Regions from separate parts of the Homo sapiens genome. Here all the other regions are linked to region 6. The links are chromatin contacts, found by Hi-C or POLR2A ChIA-PET in ENCODE. All regions are on one chromosome and are shown on one strand. The core of a region is the stretch at or near the end of the contact, and the rest is flanking DNA. Distances in the headings are between cores, read along the strand shown. Region 1 holds the start of STUM (stum, mechanosensory transduction mediator homolog). Region 2 holds the start of CDC42BPA (CDC42 binding protein kinase alpha). Region 3 has its middle 37 kb from the start of PARP1. Region 4 has its middle 54 kb from the start of LINC01641. Region 5 has its middle 37 kb from the start of LINC01641. Region 6 holds the start of COQ8A (coenzyme Q8A). Region 7 has its middle 36 kb from the start of LINC01641.

Evidence for each region. Hi-C counts contacts between places; a loop is a spot of excess contacts on that map. ChIA-PET counts read pairs that join two places held with the same protein, here RNA polymerase II (POLR2A). Pooled maps may share reads with other maps.
Region 1: a loop to region 6 is called in a pooled map, with 7 times the contacts of the local background. The contact joins the promoter of STUM here to the promoter of COQ8A in region 6. A Hi-C loop is called at or near these places in 1 of 37 single-sample maps with no recorded cell type and 5 of 50 pooled maps. POLR2A ChIA-PET finds 5 or more read pairs at or near these places in 1 of 52 experiments (GM12878).
Region 2: a map of sigmoid colon shows a loop between it and region 6 (6-fold over the local background). The contact joins the promoter of CDC42BPA here to the promoter of COQ8A in region 6. A Hi-C loop is called at or near these places in 9 of 168 maps with a recorded cell type or tissue (K562, ascending aorta, breast epithelium and 6 more), 7 of 37 single-sample maps with no recorded cell type and 25 of 50 pooled maps. POLR2A ChIA-PET finds 5 or more read pairs at or near these places in 5 of 52 experiments (BJ, MCF 10A, WTC11 and 2 more).
Region 3: a loop to region 6 is called in a pooled map, with 7 times the contacts of the local background. The contact joins the enhancer-like site here to the promoter of COQ8A in region 6. A Hi-C loop is called at or near these places in 7 of 50 pooled maps. POLR2A ChIA-PET finds 5 or more read pairs at or near these places in 2 of 52 experiments (AG04450 and CD4-positive, alpha-beta T cell).
Region 4: a loop to region 6 is called in a map of chondrocyte, with 7 times the contacts of the local background. The contact joins the enhancer-like site here to the promoter of COQ8A in region 6. A Hi-C loop is called at or near these places in 3 of 168 maps with a recorded cell type or tissue (MCF 10A, chondrocyte and dorsolateral prefrontal cortex), 1 of 37 single-sample maps with no recorded cell type and 8 of 50 pooled maps. POLR2A ChIA-PET finds 5 or more read pairs at or near these places in 2 of 52 experiments (HEK293 and HEK293T).
Region 5: a map of PC-9 shows a loop between it and region 6 (9-fold over the local background). The contact joins the enhancer-like site here to the promoter of COQ8A in region 6. A Hi-C loop is called at or near these places in 1 of 168 maps with a recorded cell type or tissue (PC-9) and 1 of 50 pooled maps. POLR2A ChIA-PET finds 5 or more read pairs at or near these places in 3 of 52 experiments (AG04449, IMR-90 and MCF 10A).
Region 7: a loop to region 6 is called in a map of chondrocyte, with 4 times the contacts of the local background. The contact joins the enhancer-like site here to the promoter of COQ8A in region 6. A Hi-C loop is called at or near these places in 3 of 168 maps with a recorded cell type or tissue (MCF 10A, chondrocyte and dorsolateral prefrontal cortex), 1 of 37 single-sample maps with no recorded cell type and 8 of 50 pooled maps. POLR2A ChIA-PET finds 5 or more read pairs at or near these places in 1 of 52 experiments (HEK293).

What each region holds. Positions count from the first base shown.
Region 1 is chr1:226,546,869-226,550,624 of GRCh38, reverse strand. STUM (stum, mechanosensory transduction mediator homolog) reads right to left here and starts at 1,861. Exons shown (of 4, transcript NM_001003665.4): 1 at 1,519-1,861. The coding sequence starts at 1,720. RefSeq lists a silencer at 2,583-2,877.
Region 2 is chr1:227,316,205-227,320,028 of GRCh38, reverse strand. CDC42BPA (CDC42 binding protein kinase alpha) reads left to right here and starts at 1,537. Exons shown (of 37, transcript NM_001394014.1): 1 at 1,537-3,024. The coding sequence starts at 2,847. LOC124904531 (a long non-coding RNA gene) reads right to left here and starts at 1,437. Exons shown (of 2, transcript XR_007066911.1): 1 at 1,031-1,437; 2 at 1-915.
Region 3 is chr1:226,443,053-226,447,198 of GRCh38, reverse strand. It overlaps the pseudogene RN7SKP165. Among named protein-coding and RNA genes, the nearest start is that of PARP1, 37 kb to the right of the region's middle. Within about 2 kb of position 2,083, at least 3 of the 41 ENCODE cell types and tissues checked have a DNase peak (open chromatin) inside an H3K27ac peak, as active enhancers do; they include CD4-positive, alpha-beta T cell, where a contact is called at or near this core.
Region 4 is chr1:227,445,224-227,449,216 of GRCh38, reverse strand. No RefSeq gene overlaps it. Among named protein-coding and RNA genes, the nearest start is that of LINC01641, 54 kb to the right of the region's middle. Within about 2 kb of position 1,921, at least 4 of the 41 ENCODE cell types and tissues checked have a DNase peak (open chromatin) inside an H3K27ac peak, as active enhancers do.
Region 5 is chr1:227,354,881-227,358,861 of GRCh38, reverse strand. No RefSeq gene overlaps it. Among named protein-coding and RNA genes, the nearest start is that of LINC01641, 37 kb to the left of the region's middle. RefSeq lists enhancers at 1,523-2,206, 2,207-2,892. Within about 2 kb of position 1,526, at least 20 of the 41 ENCODE cell types and tissues checked have a DNase peak (open chromatin) inside an H3K27ac peak, as active enhancers do; they include IMR-90 and PC-9, where a contact is called at or near this core.
Region 6 is chr1:226,938,752-226,942,554 of GRCh38, reverse strand. It overlaps COQ8A (coenzyme Q8A), which reads right to left and starts at 2,261. Exons shown (of 15, transcript NM_020247.5): 1 at 2,156-2,261. RefSeq lists silencers at 2,036-2,195, 2,246-2,555 and enhancers at 2,826-2,925, 3,116-3,165, 2,900-3,591.
Region 7 is chr1:227,427,160-227,431,298 of GRCh38, reverse strand. It overlaps the pseudogene RPS18P3. Among named protein-coding and RNA genes, the nearest start is that of LINC01641, 36 kb to the right of the region's middle. Within about 2 kb of position 2,323, at least 13 of the 41 ENCODE cell types and tissues checked have a DNase peak (open chromatin) inside an H3K27ac peak, as active enhancers do.

The sequences.
Region 1 (3,756 bases), core at 612-3,111, 390 kb after region 6:
TTACCTCACCACTTAAAAAAAAAAAAAAAGGTGGATCAAGATGCATGCTGGCTCAGGAGGATCTTCATATCCGCCAGAGGGAGGGGCAGGCAGTCTCTTTTTACTCCAGCAGGTGAGAATTTCTGATAAAACTAGATTAACACCAGCTGGCCTCCTTGCAGTGTCTAAATGTGCAAAGAGAGCTGATCTGATGACACCAGCCAGGGGGACAGGCTGCTGGAGGCACCCCAGAAGAGAGAAGCCCAACTAAAGGCCACCTAACTTACTGCTCAGATAGGCTGCTCTGGCCGCAGCAGCCCCTTAGGGTAGAAAGACAAGTAAGCTCGGAGGGGAAAGTGAACGGGTCCTGCGTGGGTGGCTGTGGCCTTGGCTGTCACCGCAGCAGAGGCCCCTGCTAAGCAGGCGAAGAGCGAGGAGACCGTGAGAAAGGCCAAAGTCAAACTGAAAACCCCTTCCAGCTGGCCTCTGCTCTTGGGAACTTGGAACCATACGTTGGCAACAGGCTCGCCGACAGGGGCACGCTTTCTCCCGGAGAGGGCACTGGGGCGCCTGGTTCTTCGGGCGGGCACGGGAGAGGGGGGCACCTCCCAGCACGCAGGAGCAGCCAGTGCCAAGCTGGAGGAGGGGAGGGGCGTGCAGGCAGAGACCTGGGGGTGGAGTTAAGGGAGGGAGGGTCAGGAAAACTTCTCATTCCCTGCCTCCATTCACCCTCCTGCACCATCTCTGTAAGGGGCCTCTGCTTTAAAACGTGGGACATAGATGCCACCAGAACCCCTGCCGGCTGCCGGAGTCCTGCACAGAATTACATCGGCGCACTCTCTACTTCTCAGGAACAGAAGGGATCCGAGGGAGCTATGGGTTCATCTCTGGCCACATGCATCCAAACTAATAAAATCATCCCCCATCCCCCTGGCGCCCTGCGGGGTGCTGGCGGAAGTGCAGGTACCCCTGAATGAGGCGGAGGAGACTCTGGCTAGAGTTCTCGTCCCCACGCGGTCCGCACTCCGCGAACCAAAGGGGGCTGCAGGTATATCTAGCCCGGCTCGTCCTCTTTCCCCGGCTCAGCTGACTTCGACGCCCGGGAGTTTGATCCTCGCCGCCGAGGCCCTAGAGCTCATTCTGATCCGACCCCATTCCTCTCGGGGAAGTGGGCTCGCGGACGGATGCACACGACGGAGAGAAGGAGCAGAAATCGGGGCGCCGGGACGGGAGCCCTACTCCGAAGCCGGCAGAGCCATTCCGGCCGCCGCTGCGGGCTCCAACATTGGCCGCAAAGTTTCCGGCTCTTTGGGGCCCCGCCTGCGGGTCGGAGACCCCAGCGCAGCCTCTCCCCTCTGGGGTGCACACTCCACGCGCTTCTGCCACCTGCCCGGGGACGCCAGGAGCGGGCGGTGGCGCGTGGTCGCAGCACTTGGAGCGCGCGGCCCCGCCAGGAGGTCTCCGGCCGCGCCCTTCTCTCCCCCCACGCCCTCCCGCGGCGGGGTGGGGGTCGCAAGGGTCGCGGCAGCCGTGTCTTACCCAGTCCCGGCACGAAAGTGTTGAGGAAGAGGCAGATGACGGCCACGGGGAAGGGCATGTAGGGGATGGCGGCGCGCAGGGGGCCCTTCTTCTCGCGGACCTGCACCACCACCCCGCTGGACGAGGACGCCCCCCGGGGGTCCGCCGCCGCCACCGCCGCCGCCGCCGCCGCCGTCTCGGCGTCTTTGTGCGAGGGCTCCATGGCCGGGCGCGCTCTCAGGCAGCCGGGCAGCACGGCCGGAGCTGGCGCCCAGCGTACGGGAGCAGGAGACTGTCGGCTGCGGGCTCCGGGCTCCGCGCCGAGCTCAGGCGGCCGCCGTGCTCCGTGCGCCGCGCGGCTCGCGGAGACTCCCGCCCTCCGGCGTCCCCACACGCCCGGCGGAGGGGCGGGGAGGGCGGCGCGACACCCGGTGACAGCGCTCTGACGCCCCTCCTCGCCAGGCCCCTTCCCCGCCCCCTCCCCCCAACCAAAACCACCGCTCACAAGGAATGGAAAATCAGGGCGGAGGGAAAGCAGTGGAAGAGGACCGCAAAGGGAGCTGTTTGCCCAGGTGCTGGAAGGGGTGGACACACCTCGCCCTCCCAGACAGGTGAACTAGGAACCTTGACCACGAAGCCCTGCGAACTGGGAGTGTGTGCTTGGCTGACACCGTCGGGAAAGCCTCGAGGCTGAGTCCCCTGATCTAGAGCAAGCCTTTGGCCAGGGACATGGGGACAAGGGACGGACCGCGCGGCGCCTGACACCTAGTCGGCCTTCAGTGCATTGTGATTTAAATGATTTTGTTTGGGGCGAGCGCAGTGGCTCCCGTCTGTATTCCCCACTTTGGGAGGCCAAGGTGGGAGAATTACTTGTGCCCAGGAGTTCGAAACCAGCCTGGGCAACGTAGCGAGACCCCCCCCCCCCCGCCCCAGCTCTATTTTGTAAAAAAAAAAAAAAAAAAAAAAAATCACTTAAAAAATATATAGGAGTGAATTTGTTTCAAGTGTCAGAGAAAAAGCAATCCAGAGATCGGATCGATAATAGAGGAAACAGATTTGCAAACACCAGGCCAGGTCTCCGCAAGACTAGTTAAAAGATGGGACACTTCCCTACACACACGCACCAAAAGCAGAAAGAAATGCGCCTGTTGCAGGCTTGTTGGGAAGCGTTCACCATCCCCTGAACTATACTGGAGGAAACCTGAGCCTTCTGTGAGCCCGACGTGGTGGTTAAAGAGCCAGTGAGGACACAGCGCCGTCTGGCGTTAATAATGGGGCAGTTGGTAGAAGCAACAGCCGGCAGCTTGAGGTCCTGTTTGAATTCGATTTTCTGAATAAGGCTGCTTCGCCTCCGCACCTGGAAAAAGTAAACGGATGAAAGTTACCGCCTCTAACGTTAGGGAGGGGTTAAAGGCTTCGGAATTATCCAGACAGTCAGCAAATCGTCTGAATAATTGGAAGGGTGCAATAGCCTCCCTTCAGGAATAATAGTGATTATTATTATAAACAACCCAGGGTCTCAGAAGAGGCTAAAAGAACATGGGTTATTGTATACTTATACTTATTGTATAAGTCTCTGAATAAAATAATTTTAAAAGCAAATGGCCAGGGGTTAGTGATGATACTGGTGGACACACACATGCGTGTGTACACATACACAGATACACACACACACGAGTCATTAGCTTAGGTTTGGCAGTCAGAAGAACAGGGTTAAAAATTTTAGTCTTTGTTCAGCCACTAAAACCTGTATGGCTTAGAAGAACTCGCTTAGCCTTTTCTGGCCTGGAGTTACTGTGTTGGTTAAAATCATAGCAAGCTTCCATTTAATACACAATTATTGAAGGCCTACTAAGACTTAGATTCCAGGGAGAGAGAAATGAGTAAAATCCAGCCTCTGCCTTCAAGAATCTAAGAAATGAGCTGAGAGATACTGACAACTACAAAGATAGACTTACAGAAACAGTGAGGAATGTTGCAGCTGTGATGTGCTGGAGGTGCTGCGACAACATGGACCTATCTGTGAAGCCAGCTAGCGTGGGGGAGGCCTCGGGGAGGTGTCCCAAAGAAGGCGATACTCAAAGGGACTTGAGCAATGACTACAGTTAACTATTTGCAGATTTGTTTTATTTTCAACAAACACTTATTTACCCAAGCACTCTCTGCCAGGCATCATTCTAAAAACCCTTTACACATTTTAACTCTTTTAATCCTTACCATAACTCTACAAAGTAAGGATTATTTATTACCCCATTTTAC
Region 2 (3,824 bases), core at 288-2,787, 380 kb before region 6:
GTTAAAGTGCATAGGAAAAAGACTTGAATAATAAACACCAAAATATTGCTTATTATCTGTGTTAGGATTAAACTTTTCTACTACTTTTAGAATTAGACAACACACACCCATATAAAGATGTCATGGCTGGAAATGACTGACCTTTTGTTTGAATCTAAGTATCATTCATGTCAAGACCGCATTGAAAATAATGCTGTTCTTAAGCCAGGCAAGTGTAGACGTTGTAGATTTCATAAAAGATTCACACTATTTCATGAATCACAACTTGAATCGACTTCTGTTAGCCTTCATTTTACGTCTAGGCCCTCATTTCTAATTCTTCCTCAGCTTCCATATTATCAAGATGTAAGATGCAATTGTGGACATGAACATAGAAACACAACCGCCTCACAGGTGTGGGGAAGGAATATAAAATAATTGTATTTTAGAGAACGACCATAAAGGAGATGGCAATTTTGAGAGAAAGTAACAGAACTGCAATGACCTAGTTTTGTGGTGTTAATTTAAATGTGGCATCTTCCATGAGAATTTTATAAAGGGAGCTCTCCTAAAACCGAGATTCACAAAAACCTGGAAGGGCCCTACAGGGATCAGGTGCCCTAGCTATTCAGCGATTTGCCTTTGCTTCCCTAATTCCTGCATTGTGCCACTGGGTTACAAGTGTGTGTGCGCATGCACACAGGGGTGTAGGTTTGATGACAGTGGTGAACTGCCTTGACTGCCTTCACAGGCTGAATCCCCCGCAGGCAGTAACCATGGCTAGGGAAAAACAGGCAGCCGCGAGGACAGTTCCGGAGGAGACAACACCAGGCTCCCGTAGGGAAACTTTTGGGAATGGAGATGGGGGATTCCATCCTTTGCGTGCAGACCCAAGACTTCGATGGTAGCTCGGACAAGTCTGTCATTGTTTTTGTCCTGGGAAATGACACACGAAGTGCTGTAATTAGACACCTAAGAAACGATTACTCTGGAGTGTGCGCGAACCGAATCTGGGGGGCCGGTGGGGAGCAGGTAAGGGGCTGAAAGGCACCGTCTCCTCCAGCTCTGTCGGAAGCCTAAAGCCCTCTGCTTCTGGGCGCCCTTAACAAACGCGCCAGACAGGTGATGTCTCCGAGGACGAGCAGGAGCCCCCCTTCGCGATCTGCACCAGAAGCCTCGGGGAGCCGGGGCCACGGCGCGGCGGTGGCGCAGTTCCCAGCCTGCGCCCAGTCCCGCCGCAGCTCCCGGCGCGGCCCGGTCATCCCGCCTCCATATGCTCCGCCACCGCCGCCCGGGCCTCCCTCAGCCCTCCCGCAGCTCCGCATTCCACGCTGCGGCAGCCGCAGCCTCGCCGCCTAGGCAGTCCACACCCCTCCCCTCGGGCTGGCGCAGCCACTCGGGCCCCGAGCCCGCGCCCCCTTGGGGGCCTCCGCTGGGCGCGCCGGCCGGACCCCGCCCGGCTTGGCCGCCGGCTGGGGCTGAGGCTCGGGCAGGGCGGGGGCGGGGAGTGGAGGGCGTGTGCGCGCGCGTGTGCCGGGGCCGGGGGGCCAGGCCGCCATATTGGATCCAGACTCGTCCGCAAGCCTCCGCCTCTGTGCGGCGGGACTGGAGGAGCCTCGCTGAGCCCAGGGCGCGAGCGCGAGAGGAGAGGGAAGGCGGGGGAGGGCTGGAAGGGAGAGGAAGGGAGTGGTTGGGAGCCGGGCTGCCGCAGCCTCTAGTCTCCTCAGCCGCGGAAGCGACCCCTCCTCCTGCGCCGGGCCGCCTCCCTCCTCGCTGTGGAAAGATGCCCTTAGCCCAGGGGTGTGAAGAAGGGGGAGAAGTAGCTGCCAGAGCCGCCCGCGCCGCCGCCGCAGCTGCTGCTGCTTGTGTCCTTTGAATTCAGAGAAGCACCCCCCCGCCTGGGGCGTCGGGAGCCTCCGGCGCGGCGGCCCGGTGCGGGTGTCGGGGAGACCGGGCTCTCTGCCCGGCGCGGCGCGGCGCGGCTCGGCCCACGAGCGACCACCGACATGGAGTGGGCTCGGGCGGCCAAGTAGCCGCTTCTCCGGAGCCCGGTGCCAGTGCCGCCCGCAGCCCGCCTTCCACCCCCGGCCGCGCCGCCGGTCAGGCCCTAGGGTGAAGCCGGGAGGAAAATGAAGAGTTTTCACCGGAATCCGTTGAAAATAGGACTGACTGCAAAGCCTTAAAGAAAGAAGGACCTCGGGAGGAGAAACGAAAAGCCGCCTCCGGGCAAGACTTGGCGTGCTCCGAGCCGAGGGGCTGCTTCAGGGACCTCGCCCCCTCCCTTTCCCGCTGGAGAAATTGCCGCTGATGCATTATCCAAGTGGTGGTTGGGAGGATTTGCAGCAACATTTTTGGTTTTCCCTCCCCCTTCTATGCATTCTGTTTTTTTCCTCCCTTTTCTGTTTTTCTTCTTCCCGGGAAGTGAATTGCTGATGCAAATCGGACTTTATTCATTAATGATGCAACCGGATTCGTTTCAGGATTACGTTGCACGAGTTGAATTTTGAATGAAGGAGAAGAGTTTTTTTTTTTTTTTTTAAAGAAGTGTTGACTCTCTAGTTCGTTGTACTTTTAATTATTATTTTATTTAAATATACGACTTAATTGTATTCTTTTAAAAATGCATTAAGTATATATTTTATGGTAATTTACCCTCAAAATATATGTATATGGGTGAAATTGAAGACGCTTCAGTTAAGTGAGGTTACTGGTGTGTTGGATGTTTAATTCAGCACCAGCATTGCATGACAGTTGTTTGAATAACAAGTGGTTTATTTTTAAAACCATACCTTTTAAAATTTAGGTTCAGATAATAGTAAAAGTCATCATAATAATTTAAAGGAAAACCAGCAGAAATCGAAGCAAACATGTCTGGAGAAGTGCGTTTGAGGCAGTTGGAGCAGTTTATTTTGGACGGGCCCGCTCAGACCAATGGGCAGTGCTTCAGTGTGGAGACATTACTGGATATACTCATCTGCCTTTATGATGAATGCAATAATTCTCCATTGAGAAGAGAGAAGAACATTCTCGAATACCTAGAATGGGGTAAGTTTGTAATTTTTAAAGAAACTGTTAATCTTTAGCTGGTCATTATGATTTAATTGGTATAGAGAGTTATGAGTAAACTCTACTCCGTTCAAAGAAAAAATACAATAAAAAAACAGACACTAGTTATTCAAGATTTTCCGCTAGTTTTTGGTAAATATTTTCCCAGGAGTAGAATTGTGCTGCTCAATTGTTGCCTTGATTTAAGGCCTAGCTAATGTGGAACTTGGCTATGAAGAACTTATGTTTTTAGGTCAACAGTAAGAGATTTTAAATCAATTCTGTGATGGGCAAAAGTGGATTATTGGTTACAGTTGCCTAATACATGGCACTATAATAGTCCTTCATTTGAAAGGTATTTATTGGTGGAAACATTCAGACTATGGAAATTATTCTCAAAATAGGAGGAGATATTAAAATATCTGTGTTTGCCTTAGGTCAACAGAAAGCTGAAGGTGGTGATCAGTGGGTTTTATTTCATCTCTACATAGTACAAGGAAAGGAAACTGCTAAACATGGACTTTCCAAAAATTATGTTTGTAAGATTAAATGACATAGTTTAAAAATCTTGTGATAGTAGTTAGAGAATGTTTGGGGGCAGCTTCCACTTGAGAGTTAGATTTTACTCGAAAGTTAATTTAAATCTAAACTGGTTAGGTTTTTGGCTTCATTCTTCTAAATATAGATGTGATTTAGAAGACCTACTGTAGTGGAATAGATCAATGATGTGAGCAAACGCTCCATGACCTTCAAGCTTGAAGGCTTGGCTCAAGTTCTTCAGCGTCTGCTGTTACATACAG
Region 3 (4,146 bases), core at 834-3,333, 500 kb after region 6:
CCTCCCGAGTAGCTGGGATTACAGCCGTGTGCCACCACGCTTAGCTAATTTTTTGAATTTTTAGTAGAGATGGGGCTTCGCTATGTTGGCTGGGCTAGTCTCGAACTCCTGTCATCAAGTGATCTCCCTGCCTCGGCCTCCCAAAGTGCTGGAATCACAGCCACCGTGTCCAGCCAGATTTCTTTAAGGCTCAAAATAATTTAGAGTTCCAACAGCTTAGATTTTGAACTACTTATTTTCGCAAGGGCAACCAAGAATGAGAAGGATCTGGAGCCCATCTCTGGTGGACATTGCTGGTCGCCTACCCAACACCCATTTTGCATTCCCCACTCCTGACAGAACTCCAGTTTAGTTCAGCTATCATGCTCATACAAGCCAATGAGGTGCATGGCTCTTAGGAAGTTAGCCTCAATTTTATCAACTGAAAAAAATCCTGAGATTTATACATTTAGAAAAGGAGCCTTTATTTCTTATAATAGGGGTCACAACCTGTAGACTGGCCATCCCACAGGCTGGGAACTGTAGCCTCCAGCAGACCCTGAAAGTAGGCACTTCAAGAGGGGAGGGTGAAATAGGGATTTATGTTGAATGGGTTGGCCAAGTATATATATTCAACAGATGATAGGAGGAGCTATGAATATTCATGAAGGTGGTTCATGAACACCTGCATACTGAATAAAAATGCATGTTACATATGACCCATGTTCATTTAGAGGCAGAGACTTAACACGTAAATGTATTACAGTTGGGCCCTATATATCAAAAGGTGAAGCAGAGATATGGGGGCACTCAAGTGCACAAGCTCTGTAAACCAGCTAGAACCAGCTCATGGTCAGTGGTCTCTTATCAAGAGAAAGTCACAGCCATCAGTTTCTTGTCCAGTCAAAGCTGTAGTTGTGGCTGGAGGAAGAGGGTCAGTCAGCATCTGGCGGGGAGCTATGATTATTTTCATCTTGCTTATCTTGAGGCCATTGCTTGTTCAGCTGCTAGAAAAAAAGAAAAACCTTATGACAGAACATAGCTTATTCTTGAGAGCTTGTTTGGAGGTTCTAGCAGGGGAGCATGGCTACTCATACATCCTTGACCAAAGCTGGGTCCTCCTCCATCGGGGATGGTCATCCTCTTTGAGTGCGCAGCTTTGGGAGGGACGTACTTGGAGAGAGAGGGAGGAAGGGGATACCCACCTAGCCAGCCGGATCAGCCGAATCAACCCTGATGATCCATGGGGTGACAGGTGTCGCAGCCAGATCACCCTCACATCTGAGAACATAGTTTATTCTTTAATAAACTGTGCACGCTTAACCCTTACCTGGCATGGCCTTAGGTCCTATGTATAATTTGGTATCTTATTGCCAAAAAGAGCCTCTTCTGTCTGTCTTGTAATCTCTATTTTATCATTAATGCTGGTCAGTTGTTGCGTCTAAACCGCAAAAGGGAGGGGGTGTAATGAGGCTTGTCTGACCTCCTGTCCTGTCACAGCTGGGCACTGTTTTTAAGGTTTATCTGGGATCCCCTTGGCCAAAATGGGGTCTGTTCATTTGGTTGAGGGCCTTAGGATTTTATTTTCTACTTGCACTTTTTTCCTGTGAACATTCTCCTTCTCACTGAGGCTGAACTGGGGCTGCCATCTTGCACCAGCCCTGAAGATGAAGTGTGTGCCCAGAGGAGGCTGGGGGAGAGGCTGACAGAGAAAGAGATCCAGAGGCCTGTGTGGTGTCCATCCTGTCGTCCACCTCCCCTCAGGACTTGAGTATGCAGGTGAAGGAAATCAAAATATTAATACTTTACCCCAAAACAGATTTCTTTGACATATTCTGAAGTGGCCTGTAAGGTTGTCTTTTGCGGGAGAAATTTGCACCTGTAGATCTGTAGAGACTCTGCATTAATGCAGCCAGCCCTTCCCTTGTCTGGAAAGATTAACTGAGATTCTGACACCTGCAGGTCTGAAAAGAAGCATCCGCCATCTGCTCTTTCTGAGGGTTGCTCCCCGTGAGGTTTCATCTACACAACAGGACTGCCTTTGCTAGCCAAGCCACTTCCTTTCTTCCTCCCACAACCTGTGTTGCCACTGAAACCTGTCTGGGGCCATGCTCTGAGCCCACATTCTCTCTGCAACCTCAAGGTGGTGCATAAGCTTCTGCACCCCACTAGGGGATTGGGTCTTCATTCTGAAGCTTCCTGTGTATACATGTTAAACAAATTCATATGTCTTCTCTCCTATTAGTCAATCTGCCTCATGTCAGTGATTTAGGGGGCCAAGCACCTTGACTGCCTCACAGGACAATAGCTGTCTTTATCGTTTAAGTGAGCAGAGCTGTATTTTTCATTGCTTGCAGCCACGGGCAACCTAACTGAAGCACTACCTCATTTGAGGAACATTTGAAGAGACAGGCATGTTGGTTTGGTATCCTAAGACGGAACACAACAAGCTTATCTTCTTTAATAAAGTTATTTGACTAGACTCTGAACCAAAATAGGTGGAACAAGGTCCCTCAAAACCAAATAAATCTCTAGTTAGCTAACTCACTTCAGTCCTTCCCATCCATAAAGCCTCTCCAACCACAAGAGAAAGGAGAAAGAGAGAAAAGGTGAGCTAATAAGACTGGTGCTTTGAATGTGGCTTTTGGTGTGAGTTTAAAAAAAAAAGAAAAGAAAAAGGTAATAAAATAAGACTGGTGCTGGGAAGAGCTTAAGAGTTTTGCACAGAATGGCTTGGCCATTGGGATTAGATTGTCCCTCCAGTAAATGTGCTGGTGAGACGGGGACAGGCATTGGGTTGAAGAGAGGGGGCAAGAATTACATTCTTCTAAAAAACTGGCCAAAGCCAGCTCCAGAGGCACCCAGAACCTCATCTCTCCCTCCCTCCTGGATTCCTGCCTCATCTTTCCCAGATAAGACTCTTTAACTTTCTCTGAAGAACAAAGTCATAAGGTGCGAATATTCCCTGAAATACCTTTGAAATACTTGCATAAATAAAACAGAGGAGGCCTGGACAGTGGCTCACAACTGTAATCCCAGCACATTTGGGAGGCCAAGGCGGGAGGATCTCTTGAGCCCAGGAGGTCGAGTCTGTAATGAGCTGTGATTGAGCCACTGCGCTCCAGCCTGGGTGACAGAGGAAGACCCTATCTCAAAAAAAATTAAAAAAATAAAACGGGGAAAGACAGGGAAAAGCAAAGCTGACTCAACAGTGTGTGTAAGCCAATTATAGAAAGAAACTTTGATCTCATTTCTTAAATGCATTGAATGAAACACTTTCCGTGACATTCGGCCAGATGTCTTCTGCTAAAGAAGCAGAAAGGCTGGAGAAGAGAAGACACAGACAGAGAACACATGGAAAGGAAGGCAACTTGCTGTGTGACCCCAGGGCAGAACTAACACCTAGAAAACCTCCCAAGTTTTCCTCTCCTTGCCTTTGTCCCCCAGATCGCCACCCAGAACTCTGACTGGGAAAAGCGGTTTCTTTGTGATTGATGCTCAGCAGGCAAAGTCATTGACTCACATAGTGATACATAGGTAATAAAAATAGATTCCAGAGCAAGTCTGATGCCAGCTCCCAGCCTATGACTTCCTGGCATCAAAAGAAAGAAATTTAGTTGAGCAAGGAGGTTCTTAGAGTGAGAGAGTGACTGAGTGCAGTGACTCATGCCTGTAATCCCAACACTTTGGGAAGTCGAGGTCAGGAGTTTGAGACCATCCTGGGCAGCATAATGAGACACCCTTCTCTACAAAAAAAAAAAAAAAAAAAAATTAAAAATAAAGAGTAAGTGAGAAAGTAAGTGTGTTTATTCTTCAGTTGGGAGAGGCATTTTACCAAAGATGAGGGCAGTGGGTAAAGTAGATTCTGTGGCCCTGGGAATAGCCTCGGACTAATGTGGACTCCCACATTAGCCGAGCAAAAGCAACAACCTCTCATCCGTTCCACCCTCCCCTGCCAGATTGTGAGCTCTCAGGGCCCCTCAGAGCTCCTGGGTCAAACCCAGTCAATGGCTGCGTCAGCATTTTCAGGCTACCAGAACTCAGCCTCGCCAGACCGGAGAAAGTACAATGTTGGTTTGGGGCCAGGCATGCTAGCTCATGCCTGTAATCTCAGCACTTTGGGAGGCTGAGACAGGATGGATCACCTAAGCCCAGAAGTATGAGACC
Region 4 (3,993 bases), core at 672-3,171, 510 kb before region 6:
AAAGGTTACTGAATGAACGAATCCAACCAGGCTGAGTCTCAGGGTATGACACTCAAGTAGGTGTCTGATCTTCCCCATTGTACAGACAGCATCATCCGCTCAGGAACCTGGAGAAAGTACCTGGGGGCGTCAAGATTTCAGAGGTCATCAATCCAATGGCCTTCTGATTTGAATGATCTCCCTCCACTATCTTTCCCCATTCTCTGCTTCATTCAGCTCACTGGGCCATTAGCTTCCCCTCCCTCTAGCAGTGATAGCCCCTTGCCCCCAGGGTCCAAGGATGGAACAGATGTTGGACTTCTAGTGATACAGTCCAGGAAGGCTCAAGAGGAGATGCCACTGTGGTTAAAGCATCCCATAAAAGTGGCTGGGAAATCCTGGTCCTGTTCTACTTCTGTGGTGGAAACTTTACTTCTACACCCACTCAGCAAACCAGATTGTTCTCCTCTTGCTTGTAAGAAGTCCACAGGTCCTTTCAAATTTATTCCACAAATACTTCTTCAGCATCTACCATATGTCAGGTACCATGCTAGGTACTAGTGATATTGCATCTACAGCTTCGGGGGAAGGAGACATTAATTAAACTAATGCACACAGATGTAATTAAACTGTGATGTTTGCTATGAGGGAAGAGCATGAGAAGTTTTAGAATAGATGACTGGAGGATCTGTTACCTGCAGGTCAGGGAAGCTTTCCCTGAAGAACTGATGCTGAGCCGCTATCCAAGGGTCAATAGAATGAAATGAATAGGGGGGAGATAAGGAAGAGTATGCTTGGTAGAAGGAGCTGTGAAGAAGCAAAGTCCCGAAGGCGAGAAGAGCTTGTGGTGTTTGGAGTACGGAAAGACCTGGGTGCTGATGTGAGAGAGGGTCGGGGAGAAGGGCTCTGGATGAAGGACCTGCTGGACCTGGCGGGGCTGGGACTGTGGTGGGGATTTAAGCTAAATGGATTTAAGCAGGCTGCTAAGTGGAGAATGGATTGAGGGAGGAGAAAGCATTCAGAGAGGAGACAGAGGAGTGGTTTGGACCTGGAGAAAGGGAAGTGGATGGATCTAAGGGACGTGCTGGATTTGGAATTGAGAGGACTTGATAATGGATTGGAGGCCGAGGATTCCCGGGATTCTGACTTGCACACTTCTCTCTTTCGCATTTACAACAACGACCCGTTACAGACACCTCCCGTCCCGAGTGTAGCCTCATTATGGTCGGGGACGTTGTCTAGTCCTCTCTGTTCTAGGTGCACAGTAAATGAATCCATCCTCGGTGCATGAACAGCTGCTCTCCTCCACCCGGGAGAAGGCCTGCAGGTCTCACATCCCCCGGGAGGTGGCAGAGCAGGAAAACCAGCCGTCCAGTGGCCGGAACCCCGCTTCCTGCCGCGGGCGACTTTGACTCCCTGGGGAAATTTTTCCCACATTCCAAATTCCCAGAAAACAGCTCTTTCCCCAGCCTTTTGGAACTGCTTCAGTGGAGGGTGTGACATGACCAGGGAACTTCTCTTGGGGCCGAGGCCTGAACTGACTGAGTCATTTTGCGGCGAGGGCCTCTTTCTTTTCGACGGCGACAGTTCTGCAGGAGCTTCCGTGTCGCATGGCCGGCCTTTCGCAGGGCGCCGCGCGGAGCCGACAGGGCCACCGGGGCCTTTCTCCCTGCTCTGTGGCTGCAGCCCAGGCACCAAAGAGACAGAGAGCCTAAGGGAGCCCTTCCCAGTCAAGTCCCGGGGAGGTTGCGGGGAGCCCAGAGAATGCCTCACCAGTAATCAAAAAATAGGTTTAGACGTGGGAAAGCTGGGTTAGAATATGAGAAAGAGACGGGCATGGCCCGGGAGGGGGAGACCGGTTCTGAAAGGCCAGGGGCAACAGGCTCAAAATACCTCTGGAGGATGTAGGTAAAGGACTGGGATTTACCGGCTGGGCGCTGTGGCTCACGCCTGTAATCCTAACACTTTGGGAGGCCGAGGTGGGCAGATCACTTGAGGTCAGGAGTTTGAGACCAGCCTGGCAACATGGTGAAACCTCCTTTTTATTAAAAATACAAAAATTAGCCGGGCGCCTGTAATCCCAGCTACTCGGGAGGCTGGGGCAAGAGAATAGCTTAAACCCGGGAGTCACGGGTTGCAGTGAGCCGAGATCGCACCACTGCACTCCAGCCTGGGCTTAAGTGAGACTCCGTCTAAAAAAAAAAAAAAAAAAGACTGGAATTTACCAAGGAAATACAGCTCTCTGAGTGAGGAAAGAGCAAACAGAAGGCTGGGGGCAGATGAAAGAATAGAGAACAAGGACCGAGTGAGGAACACAGAAAGCTGAAGGGCGCGTAAGGGGACACATTGCCATGAGGAGCGGAAATCAGAATCCAGAGTCATCTCACCTAATGTTGGTGATATGGTTTGGCTGTGTCCCCACCCAAATCTCATCTTGAATTGTAGCTCCCATAATTCCCACGTGTTGTGGGAGAGACCCAGTGGAAGATAAGTGAATCATGGTGGTGGATCTTTCCGGTGCTATTCTCGTCATAGTGAATAAGTCTCACGAGATCTGATGGTTTTATAAAGGGAAGTTTCCCTACAGAAGCTCTCTTCTCTTGTCTGCCACCATGTGAGACCTGCCTTTCACCTTCCCTCATGATTGTGAGGCCTCCCCAGCCATGTGGAACTGTGAGTCCATTAATCTTCTTTCGTTTGTAAATTGCCCAATCTCTTTTCTTCCTCACCCCTCCTGCTTCTACTCCTTCTACTTTCTGGCCTCTTGCTCATTAAAGAGTAGGAAGAACTAGTGGTTCCCAGTTTCAGGAACTTCAGTACACTGACGACACGTATATCTCCCTCAACCTGACTCATACCTGAAGTGCCATAATTTAATTTCATAGCTGTATTAATCTAGGTTTATGCTCATATTTTAGTGTATATTACATATTTGATTAATTTTTTTTTCAACAAACATGTTTTCAACAAACATTCCATCGCACATACTCTGGAAGGATAATACGTTTACCTGTTATCAGTCATTTCCTCCTTAATTTTGATTCCTGGTTTCCATGTGTCACCTCTATCTGGTCTTGTGTAATAGATCCATACTTTGGTCTCCTGGTCAGGACTGCCTGATAGTGTCCATCCTCTGAGTCTATTGGCAGACATTACCTGGCCTTGTCCTTGACCACTCCTTGCCTTGTAGTTCAAGTGCTCCAGCCACCTTGCATAACCTGCAGTTCTCTGATGCATCATTCTGTATCACACACCTGCATCTTTGCTTGTTGCCTCTATTGCCTGAGGTATTTCTTCACCTGTTGTATTAGTCAGGATTCCCCAAAGAAGCAGAACTTATAGTCTGTGTGTGTGCGTGTGTGTGTATTTATTGAGACAAGGTCTTGCTCTGTCACCCAGGCTGAAGTGCAGTGGTGCAGTGGTGTGATCTCGACTCACTGCAACCTCCACCTCTTGGGCTCAAGCAATCCCCCAACCTAAGCCTCCTGAGTAGCTGGGACTACAGGCATGTGCCACCATGCCCAGCTACTTTTTTTTTTTTTTTTTTTTTTGGTGGAGTTGGAGTTTCATCATGTTGTCCAGGTTGGTCTTGAACTCCTGGGGTCATGCAGTCCACCTACCTTGGCCTCCCAAAATGCAGTATTACAGGTGTGAGCCACTGTGCCCAGCCCTATATTTTTTTGTAATTATAGAAATTGCCTCATGTGAGGAGGCTAATCAGTCTCACAGTCTGCTGTTTGCAAGCTGGAGAACCAGGAAACTGGTGGTGTAGTTCAATCTGAGTCCAAAGGCCTGAAAACCAGGAGTGCCAATGTCCGAGGGTAGGAGAATATGGATGTCACAGCTCAAATAGAGAGAGCAAATTTGCCCTCCTTCCACCCTTCTGTTCTATTTAGGACCTCAAGGGATGATGCCCACCTACATGGATGAGCGCAGACCTTCTTTACTCAGTCTACTGATGAGCTAATCTCTTCCAGAAACACCCTCGCAGACACATCCAGAAATAATGTTTTA
Region 5 (3,981 bases), core at 277-2,776, 420 kb before region 6:
ATAAAATGGTCTTTGTAAGGGAGCCACAGAAGCTTACGCTTGGAGATGCCAACCTAAGAAGTTGGGGCATCATTTTCCAGATTGCAGGACATGTCCTAAATCAGCTACCACTCTATGGTGTTGCATCCCCATTGGGAAGAATACTTGGGTCTAGGAAACAGGGTGAAAATAGAAGTGGCTGTGCTTATCATCACTGTCAGTGACTATTAGGAATGTGTGATTTCTGTCCTTGCAGCTTTGTACTCTGTGGGTTTACAGGTTTTATATTCTAAAGGAAAACACACTAGGGGACACAGCAGTAGTCCCATTAACTTAATTTTTTTTTGAGACAAAGTTTCCCTCTTTTGCCCAGGATGGAGTGCAGTGGTACAATCTGGGCTCACTGCAACCTCTACCTCCCAAGTTCAAGCGATTCTCCTGCCTCAGCCTCCCAGGTAGCTGGGATTACAGGTGCGCACCACCATGCCCAGCTAATTTTTTGTGTTTTTAGTTGAGATGGGGTTTCACCAAGTTGGCCAGGCTGGTCTCGAGCTCCTAACCTCAAGTGATCTGCCTGCCTCGGCCTCCCAAAGTGCTGAGATAACAAGCGTGACCCACTGCGCCCGGCCAGTCCCATTAAATTTTATAGCTACTGCCTAATTACTTTAGGTTTCTTGTTATAAGAGACAAGAAAAAAGGAGTCACCATTCTGGGAATGTGTCATATTGGGGATTCAGCAGGGGTCATTGACTCTGATCACTAAGAGGAAGTAAAACTGCTGATATACAATAGTGCCAGGAAAGGTATATAATATTTGGCACCCGGGACATCTCCAGGAGAATCTCCTTGTACTCCCTTTACCAATTTTGATGGCAAATTGCCAAGTGCCATGGTTGCAGCCTGAGAAGGACGTGACAACCAGGGTCTCAGACCCATCAAAGATGAGGGTCTAGGTCACCCCAGCAGCTAAGCCACCGAAACCAACAGAGATGATAGCCAAGGGTGAAGGGACTCTAGAACGGGTAGAAGAGTGAGATAATCAGCTGGCCTCTCAGGATCCATTGCTGTAGTGACAGAGCTGTGGTTTTTCCTGCCAATCCTCTCCTTAAATTTCCCAGAAAAAGAACCAGTCAGAATCTTGGAGGAACTATTTGCAAAGACTAATTTACAAAAAAAAAAAAAAATCCAAGCAGCGGAAAAGGGTGGACTGTAGTTAATACTATGCACTGCCCAGAACTTCCCTGCAGGACTGAGATACCATTTCCCCAGCTGTCGGAAGTGTTGGCCGAAGGGCTTTCAGCTGAGTCACTCTCCAGGAAATGTTCTCAGTCCCTCGCCCAAGGACATTCCCTGCCTGGGGTCAGTCTCCAGCCACTGACTGAGGGAGGCAGTATAAAGGCCCATCCCCCTTTGCACCAAGGTGGGACAAGATGGGCTATCCAGAGCTCCCCTCTGACTGCAGCCTGGCTTTGTTCCAGCTGCTCCCCAGTTCAGCTCTTCCCTCTTTTCAATCCTATCTCCTTCCATGCCCATTAGTGCTGACTCATAAGACACACCCCAGTAAACCTCCAGCAGGCAAATCTGTCTCAGAGTCTGTCTCAGGGGACCTGACCTAAGAAAACGTTATCAATTTACTGTAATTTATAAGTTAAATAATGTAAGACACAACATAAGGAAAGAGTCATCTGATAATTCACAAAGGAAATTGCAGAGGAACTGGATGAATAGTGCTATTAGATAATAAGAGTGTTGTTGGGTTAATCTTTACAGATAGAGGAAGATTCCCTGTTGAGACTGTGTCCAGAGGCGAATCAGAATGACGGATAAATGAAATAGAAGGTTTGGGCAAAGAGAATAATATCAGGCAATGTTCTGTGAGAGGCAACTTATCAGACACATCTTGTACGGCATCTTCCATCCGCTCAGCTCACCTTTTTACTCTAGCCATTGATGTGGCTGGTGTCAGTGGGGACAGGTGGGGCTAGCTTACAGCAGTATCCTAATCACTAAGAACTTCACCAGCAATGAAGTGCAGGTGAGGCCGGCAGCAGCTTACCTCAGCTGTATCACATTTTTCTCCACTGATCTCACTTCCTGCCCTATTGGCTGGCTATAGGAACTGTTCAGCCACTGTCACACAGTGGCTGTGCAAACCTGGCAGGGAGTTTCATTTCCTGGGGCAACGCTTGACCAGTGGGAGATGGTCACAATTTACATGACCATAGAGCGTTCCCAGAGGGATGGAGCCCCAGTTGCACATGATAATGGCCAGCTTAATAGCAGGCCCTTGGATTGCTTTCTCTCCTGTTTTACTCTTCTACTCCCTCATTCCTATTCTTCTGGATCACTTCCCAAAATAAATTACTTGCATACAAACCCTTATCATGGAATCTTTTTTTTTTTTTTTTGAGATGGAGTCCTGCTCTGTCGCCCAGGCTGGAGTGCAGTGGCACAATCTCAGCTCACTGCAACCTCCACCTCCTGGGTTCAAGTGATTCTTTTGCCTCAGCCTCCCGAGTAGCTGGGATTACAGGCACACACCACCATGCCTGGCTAATTTTTGTGTATTTTTAGTAAAGACAGGGTTTCGCCCTGTTGGCCAGGCTGGTCTCGAACACCTGACCTCAGGTGATCCACCCGCCTCGGCCTCCCAAAGTGCTAGGATTACAGGTGTGAGCCACCGCACCCAGCCATGGAATCTACTTGTTAAGGAAACTCAGGCTAAGACAGTTGTACCGAAGTGACCCTAAAAAGGAAACTTTCAGGGTCCTTTAACAGTCCTTATCACAGATAAGAACCCGTGACTGGTGTTAAGTGGTTAATTACTACCGGTTTACAGCAGCATCCTAATCCCTAAGAATTCACCCAGTGATGGACGAAGGTGAGACGCCGGTGAATGCTGAAGCGTTGTATTATGTCATAGTAATGGTCCTTGAACAGCCTGGTAACAATGTGTATTATATGAATGTGGAGTTGGCTGGGTCTTGTTAACAGAATTAGAAACCTTGAAAAAGAAAATGATAGGCTCAGGTTAGTCAACTATCAACTCAAGGCATGCTGTCTTAAGACATGCCTTCATGGAGGCATTTTAAAGGGCTCTTGTCTTCTGTAACTGGGGCCCAGGACAGCAGTGCTACAACGGATAATGATTGCACAACTTTGATGGGTCTCCCAGGGTTACACTCTGGGACATAGAAAGGGGGCATTGGAGTGGATGAACCAGAGAATCTTGAGGCCCCGGGCCCTCCTGAACTGTCGAGGTTAGCAGAAGTAGCTCACTATCTCACACTGGCGGAGAGGAGCCTCTCCTCTCCAAAAGACCCTTCAAAAACCTCGCCTGAGGCTGTTGCCTCACAAAATGGTGAGTGTCCTTTTTAGGACCCATGCCTGGCTCCCTTCATTGCCTCAAGAGCTGGCTAATATGAACCGGCAGGAAATGAGAAGGTGTACAGACAGGTGGATCTTGAGGGAGGTGGGCTAGAGAGGGTAGCATCTAAGGCTGGGTAGGTGAGAGTTCATTGATATAAGAGCATCCTCCTACGATGAGGAGTTTCACATACTAGCAAGGACATCTGAGCCAGTCCCAGGATGTGCTGGGATTGCTCCCTAAAAATTGAACATGATGGTGACCTGCAGTAAGGCCAGAGGTACTCCAGCTGTCTTGCGGAGTTCTGAGGAAGAGGTTAGAAAGCTTGGGGAGATGGAAATATAGGAATGGATTTATTATGTGATACAGAGAACCTGTTCCCTAAGCATGTGGTCTAAGGAATATCCCTTCCATGGAAGCAATAAGGATGAGCTGCTGAGAGGGGTGCACACATCTTTGAGAAGCCCAGTTTTGGCTATCCTCCATAGGGCAGAGGTAACTGTAAGACTCTAGTAGTATCAGTGATGGTGACAATTCCAGAATAGCACGGTCCAGGTGGTAGCACTTAACAAAAGGCAAGGTGGATGTAACAGAAACAGGCAGCAAGGTTGAAATCTCAGCCAGGTGTCTCCTCT
Region 6 (3,803 bases), core at 1,012-3,511:
AGTTAGCCTTTGTGCCAGCACTCAGCTTAAGCATGTTTCCTATTTTAAAACTGGCCCATAGTTATTCATGTGCAAATCCCCTAGTCTTGCAGTATCCCCGAGAAGCTACCAGTCTTCTAATTCTCCAGCACCCCCAACCCAGCCAGTCACTGCCACACATTTAGCAGGCACAGTACATGCCCATGGGTGTCTACCTCCTAACTTTCTGCTTGCAGGTTTTGCCTCTGCCCTCCTAGGTGCACAGGTAGCCCAATCTACATGGCTTTTACCACTGGGTTAGGGCAGGAGGCATAACACTACCCTTTGCCTAAACCTCTCACCTACTCACGGGCAGGTCCCAGAGGGACCCCTGGCAGCACAGGACAACTCTTTTTAGAGTTTTACCTCAGTGGTTCTCAATCAAGGGAGATTTTGCCCTCCAGGGGACACGTGGCAATGTCTGGAAACACTTTTGATGGTCACAACGGCTAGAAGGGGTGGGGAGCGGTGCTAGTCTAGTAGACAGAAGCCAGGGATACTGCTACACATCCTACAATGTATAGGCCAGGTCTCCCACAACGAAGAATTATGGGTCCAAAATGTCATTAGTCCACAGGTTGAAAAACTTTGTCTTAGATAACACACTGGCTCTGAGGGAGGTGCCCATTCTGCCTGGTTCACTTTTCCTTTGAGTTGCTCAACATTAGGCCCCAAATCATTACGATTCTGCATAGTCCGCACCATTTGCAAGGCTGAACAAAACACTCTAAGCCATTGCCTGAGCCTTTTTTTTTTTTTTTTGAGATTGAGTCTCGCTCTGTTGCCCAGAGGGGAGTGCACTGGCGCCATCTTGGCTCACTGCAACCTCTGCCTCCCAGGTTCAAGCAATTCTCCCACCTCAGCCTCCTGAGTAGCTGGGATTATAGGCGCCCGCCACCACATCCGGCTAATTTTCGTATTTTTTTTTTTTCGGTAGAGACGGGGTTTCACCATTTTGGCCAGGCTGGTCTCGAACTCCTGACCTACGGTGATCCACCCGCCTCGGACTCCCAAAGTGCTGGGATTACAGGCGTGAGCCACCGCACCCAGCCGCCTGAGTCTTACAGATGCTGCTCCTGTAGCTCCCCTTTTGTCTCTCCTCGGGAGAAAGGCCTTCCTCCAAAAGAAGAGTCTCCCAAGAGCCCTCCTGCCAGGATGACCTACCCATCCACAGCGTGACAACTGGCAGGCTGGCATCAAGGAATGTTCAAATCCTTTGGCAATCAGGTAGGCCTGGCATGACCAGCTACTCAATCCTGTCACGTAGATCCAAGGCCCAAGTGAACGTGCACAAGTTTTTCAACAGGCTGTAGGCCCGACTCAGGCTGGAAGACTGCACACAAGCCTCTCACCCTTCAGGAACCTGACATCTCTCACCCAAATGGGGAGTCCCAACACCCAAACCTGCCCCTGCAGCACTCCCCATCGCCCAAAGAGGGTTTGGCAGAGGGGCTGTTACCTCTGTGCAATGGGTGAGAATGAGCCTCGGAAAGGTTCGAGTTTAGGGGAGTAAGCCCAAACCACTCACAAGACCCCCCAGAGTTTGGAGAAGAGGAAAGGCCAAAGAAAAGCGAAAGGAAGAAAGGATCAAAAAGGATCCCCTGTCCCAAGTTCACACAAAATTCCCACCTGCGAAGCCCAACAGCTGGCTCCAGCCAAGGAAGTCAAAGTTCTCACCCAAACCTGCAGCCAGCGGCAACGAGCCTAGAGCCCCAGACACACAGTGCAAGGGGGTCTGGGAGTGAAGAACAACATTATTAGAAAGCGAAGCATCAAAGCTGTATTGGCGACCAAAGGGCATGGGCAACGGGCATTCGGCAGCGGGAAGGCGGTCGGGCAAGCAGCGGGCGTGTTCCAGGGACCCAAGGCTCTGCACGTGGCCCTCGTCTCCTCCCCGAAGCAGGAACGAGGGGCTGAGGTGGACCCAGGGACGTGAGACGGCTGCAGAGGACCCACCCTGCAACTGAGGCGCCCCCACTGCGTCCGGACCTGAGGCTCGCGGCCAGCGAAACTCGCGGGGAAGCTGCGCTGTCACATGAAGAGAATGCAAGAAGGGCTGAGGTGGGTGTTGACCCCAGCTCTGGCCGCAGCCAGACGGCGCCTGGGCACGCGGCGGGCCGGCGGGTGGCAGCCTTACCTGGCTGCAGGAAGCTGGGATCCGCGGTCACCTTCTAGCCGCCTCCGCGCCCGCCTCTGCGCGCTGGCCACCGCGCTGACGCCCGCCACGCGCTCCGGATCTGTTTACCAACTCGCCCGCTCCGGGGGAGCCCCAGCTCACAAGCCCCGCCCCGCGGGCCGCTCCCATTGGCTGCACCGCCGTCCGCCTGCCGAATGCCGCTCTGCGCGTGGGAGCGTGCTCGGCCCGTGCTCCCGGCCCGTAGCCAATCGCGACCGAGAGCGGAGCAAGAGGAGCCAATGGGAGGCTACCTTAGCGGACAGGGCCCTCCTGTTCTCCTTTTCCCCACCTCCCGGCTACCTTTCTCTCTAGCAAACCGGGGCTGGAGGCCTGGCTTTGGAGTTGCTGGCCTGCGCGCATGCGCCTTGAGAACGGGAGCCTTTTTCACTGCGATGCAGTGTGCGTGGCCGCAAAGGCACCCCTGCGTGCTTGTTGCCTCCAGACTGGTGCTTGCTGGGCCTCTGCGCGGGCCTGGGAGGGGAGGCTGTGGACCAAGCAGACGCGACTGCGGGGCGTGGAGGGTGCCGCCGCTTTAAGGACCGGGCGATGCCTGTTCTTTGCTCCTCTCTATGTAGCAAGAGCCCCTTGCCCAGGGTCCACAAAAAGCACTCCGAGGAGGGGAAACGCGGCGGGCAAGGCCGCGCACTTCCACTTCCGGCCCTTCGGCCGGGGCCCTTCAGGCTAAGGATGCTTGTTTTGTGTGGCGCCATCCTCAAAACAGGAAGCCTCTGCCACCCGCGCCCCGAGGGTAGAGAGATAGTACCCTCACCGGAGTCGCTGTCCGCCCGCCGGTCTCGTCGGCGTGCAGGTGCCCGCAGTCGCTGACAGCCGGGGTTTTGGAGGGCGCGCAGCCAACACGGGATGGAGCTCGGGTGCAGCCCTCGGCGTCCCCGCCGAGCAGCCCTGGGAGGCACCGCCACCAGCAGCACGCAGATTTGCCCCGTCACTCCCTCCTTAACGAGAAAAGGAACGTATGAGCCAAAGTCGGCTCGACAATTTCCACTCAGATGACCCCAAACACTGGTCTGCAGCTCTGTTAATCGTTCTTGTGGAAAAAAGAAATAACAATTTAGTTTTTCATGAAATGAAATACTCAAGCCAAAGGATTGTTCCTTATTCTGAGCCTCCCCCCGCTTTTTTTTTTTTTTTTTTTTTGGTATTGTGAAACGAAAATTCACTCTGCCAAAAGGAAAAAAAATTAAACTGAAAGCTGAGTCATGCAACTGCCTTTCCTTTTGTTCCTAAGCAGATAGCTACAGATTAAAGGTGAAGTATCTCCACTCTATGTTCACCTTATCTTGTGTAAAGTGCCGATTTACTGAGCGCCAAATACATAACTGTTGCCCTACCTGCTCCCTTTATCGCAACATGTGGCTTCAATAATGTGAACATACCTTCCATCTTCCCCCTCCAGCCTGCTTTTCCCCTTTAAATATTGAAGCCCTCAAAATCATCTTTGGAGAAAGGCACAGACCTGTCTTCTGGGCGCGAGTCCTTCACCTTCGCAACATAAATTTCTAAACTGATACAGGTACTTTTCGGTTCACAAATATTGACATTTAACTTAATTGAAAGTCGTTTGTTTTATATTATCACTTGGAAAAATTTA
Region 7 (4,139 bases), core at 1,074-3,573, 490 kb before region 6:
TGAGCATTTTATTTAAACTGAAAAATATGCTGTGAATATACTCTTACGTCATTGAGCCATATTCTAGAAGTGCTGCAAATTAATGCAGTATGAGCAGAGAGATAAGATGCATCTTGGATTGTTTTATTTGCTGTCAGTTCATTTCTATTTGTAGGATCTTTCTCTTGCCAGAATAGCCTCATTTACAAGTCCTGTCCCTTCCTTCCACCCCTGCAAGGGAGCTAAAGCATTTTCTCAGGTAATCATCCCACACTATCTCTGCATTTTTTTTTTTTTTTGGTATATAAACTATTTATTAACAGACAAGGCCTACAGACTTATTCCTTCTTGGACACACCCGTAGTACAGCCATGGCAGCCAGTGGTCTTGCTGTGCTGGCCTCAAGACACGAAGGCCCCAGAGGTGGCGCAGCCCTCTATGGGCCTGAAACTTCTTCAATCACTCCAGGTGGTCACAGAACTTGTTGTCCATTGGCTGGGATCTGGCTGTATTTTCCAGACTTTACATCCTTCTGTCTGTTCAAGAACCAGTCCGGGATCTTGTACTGGCATGGATCCTGTATAATGGTGATCACACGTTCCACCTCATCCTCAGTGAGTTCTCCTGCCCTCTTGGTGTGGTCAAAGTCTGCTTTCCTCAACACCGCATGAGCATATCTTCGACCCACAGCCTAAATGGCAGTGATGGCAAAGGCTTTTTTTCCACCGCCCACCGATGCTGGTGTTGAGTACTCGCAGAATATGCTGGAACTCTTCAGGGATCACTAGAGACATGGTGGCCACAGAGGTGGCAGCATGTAGGCCTCCTGTGGAGGAGAATCTCTGCTTTTTTAAAAATGCTTTCTGGGAAGCCCTAGGACCAGCTAAGATCTATCTGGATCAGTAGTTCTCAATCTTGAGCTCACATCAGAATCTCCTGGAAGGCTTGTCAAAGGAGATTGCTGGGCTTCACCCCTGGAGTTTCAGTAGGGCTGGGGTGGTAGACAAGTTCCCAGGCAAATGTTACTCATGTTGGTTTTCTACTGAGAACCACTGATTTGGGGGAATGGATGAACAATTTGCTTCCTCCAAGCCCTCTCCCAGCGTTCCTTGGCTACTTGTCTTTTTCCCTTAGAGCATTTATTTTGTCTCTAAATTCTTTGCTTGTAACCACTCCCTATGCTGTCTTCTCGTGGTGTCACTCATGCATACAAAGGACAGAAATATTTTCTTAATGGAGGGCTGGAATCCAAAGGGTTCAAGGAGCCCCCTAGTATCCGTGAGAGTAGAAACCAGGGTGATTCGTCCTTCCCTGTCACAGCAGCACAGTCTCCTGAAGAGCTGGCTCAAAAGGAAATGCACAGATGCCCGGACTATTTGTTAAAGGAAATGGCACATTATCCTCTTCCCAACATCTGGTCATTCCTGAAAGACAGTCAAGCCCCGATAATACTGTTGACTCACTCGAAGCCTGTGTCTTCTTTCCCGAGGGAGGTGGAGACGAACCAAGGAGGATAGAATCTATTTTTGTGTCGGCCCAAGGGGACGCCTTGGGGAGGGGACGAAGGGTCACCCACATTGCTGTTCTGTTCTGGGAGCCAGGAATGCATACTTCCTTCCTGTCCAGCCCTGAGCAACAGTCTCTTTCTCAAGTCTCAGATCTTCCACAGAGAGCTGGAAAGATTTTTAAATGCCATGGTGGGCTGGAATGGCTGGACACCAGCATAGATGGACTGATGAAATGGGAAGAGATTTGGCAGGACGCAGGGTGTTGAGGTTGCAGCAAAGGCAAGAGAGCTGTGTTGGGTTGAGTGACTGTCACACTGTGCAGTCAGGGCTCAGAGGCTGCATCTGGCTGCCTCTTCATTAGGAAATGCGTGTGTTTTTTTTTTCATCTCTAAGGCATCTTCTAGGGGCTAAACATGGAGAAAGAATAAGAGGGGTGTGAGTAGGGTGTCTGGTTAATTAACCTGGAGGACTTGCCCAGGTTGACTTTGCACAGGTAAGGAGAAGTAATACCCTGAAATCCACCTGGAGATCCAGGGGGACCCCCTCCAGCATCTCAACCAGTTGGATTAAGTGAAGCTGAGTTCTGAGAGAAGGAAGTTTCATTCTCATTAAACTAATAGAGGGCCTCCTGGACTAGGGAGGGGATGGGGAGAGGTGGGGAGAGGTGGGGAGGGCACCTCTGCCTTTGGAGCTAAGGGCATTTATTGTGCCAGGCCTTTGTTTTGTTCCAGCCAGGGCACTCTGGCGAAGGCATCCTGGGAATTTGGCCTGCAAACAGAAAGGGCATTTCCTTGTGTGGGTTTCCTGTTTAGGTCTGCGTAGAAACCCAAAGGATCGCTTGGCCTCATAAATCCTCTAGACATTACTGGTGTAGATGCTCTGGCTGGATGCCATGGGAAAATCGCACAGAAATAGAAGAAGGGAGGAAAGCACATTTACTCCCAGGATGCTGGGTGGGTTTCAGGCTCCCTGCCTTCAGATCTGTAAACAGAGGAGGTTGGGCTAGAGGGGATGATCATTCAGGTCCCCTCCAGCTTTGACAATCTCAGGTTCCATTTCCCTCTCAAGGGTCAGCGGGAGCTGGCACTGTGAAGCTCAGGCATGGGAGTCAGCTGAGCAGCTCACCAAACAGAAGCATGAAGAAAATTTCAACCAAAAAATTAGAAAGTTGCCTTGGAATATCCTTTAGGCTCCTTCACAGAAAGAAGGTGCTTCTGAACTCTGGTATTTCCCAGACTTTCCTAGACGCTTAGCGTATCCCAAAAATGACAGCTACCAGGGTCAGGAGTATTGTGGAGTCTCGTGGATGGGTTTTGGCACAAAGCAAGTTTGCAGAGCTGGCAGTGAATAAGGTGTTTATTAGGAGACATCACCCATTTCAGGTTTCTTTTTTTACTTCCAGTTTCCCTCAATTTCTGTATATGTCAAATTGCAGTTTGGCATTCACACTTGTTGGTTTAATGGAAGAGGCATGTTTTCATTCTTAATCTGTGGATGAATTCAGATTCTGCGCAGACTGCACTTGGAGATTGACCAGACTTTAGGTCAGTTGGGAAAGTCATGGGGCAAAAACAGGATTTCTTATGGAGATTTCCTGTGTCAACCCAAGCTTTGTTCCAGTAAGAACATGCTCATCATCTTCAACGATGCCTCTTGTGTTACCTTATTTTCTCATTTATCCTTATTTGCATCATTTAGAAAATGTGTTATATAGAACTGTCTTTTTTGGGAGGCAAATAATGAAATGATATTGAGTAACATTAAATTAATTGCTTGTAGTCAGACAATGCAGCGTTCTAGTAAATTAATTGGATATTTTACTTAAGCAGGGGTAGACCCACTTATGAAGCAATATTTCTCAAGACAAGATTGCCCCCTTAGAATTCAGCATGGCTCTATCCTCAGTTCTCTCGGGTGCGAATCGTGGCATTTGTCTGTGAACCTCATACCCTCAAACATGTCCTTACAGATAAACACATCCACAAAGGAAAATCACTTCCAAGGTCCCATTCTGTTATTTCTTTTCCAAATTTTGCTTTTGTGTGTCTGAAATACATTCTTCTTTTCCTCCCACCAACTCTGAGCTGTTTCTTCAATAATGAAGTAGGTGGAAGAAGAAGGAACATGATAGGAAGTTCTAAGCTTTCTGGGTCCGTGCTCCTTAGAACACTAATCCTGAGAAATGTGCTTTAAAAGGGAGTCCTGTGGTCACACAGGGGTTGGGAAATGCATGTTTGCACTCTGCTGTGTTAAAAGCTCTGAAAATTCATGCAATAAAGAAATATGTTTGACTTTAGCTCAGCATTTCCCAAACTTATCTGATCAAGAAAATATCTTTTTATATTATGTGTATAGCAGATATTAACAAATGGAGGAATAAGTGTTCTATGTGACACTTTGAGAAATGCTTCCTACTGAAAAATAGAGTTCACTGTCTTATATTTAGTACTGGGGATAAATATATGTATTTATGTTATAGTATATAATATGAATATTTATAATATATGTTATATATTATATGAATCATTATATTATAGTATATAATATTATATAACATAAATATAAATATATTTATAGTGATAATAATATAAATATTATATATGATATATAAATGTTTATAATTTATATTTATATTATAACATTAACATAATT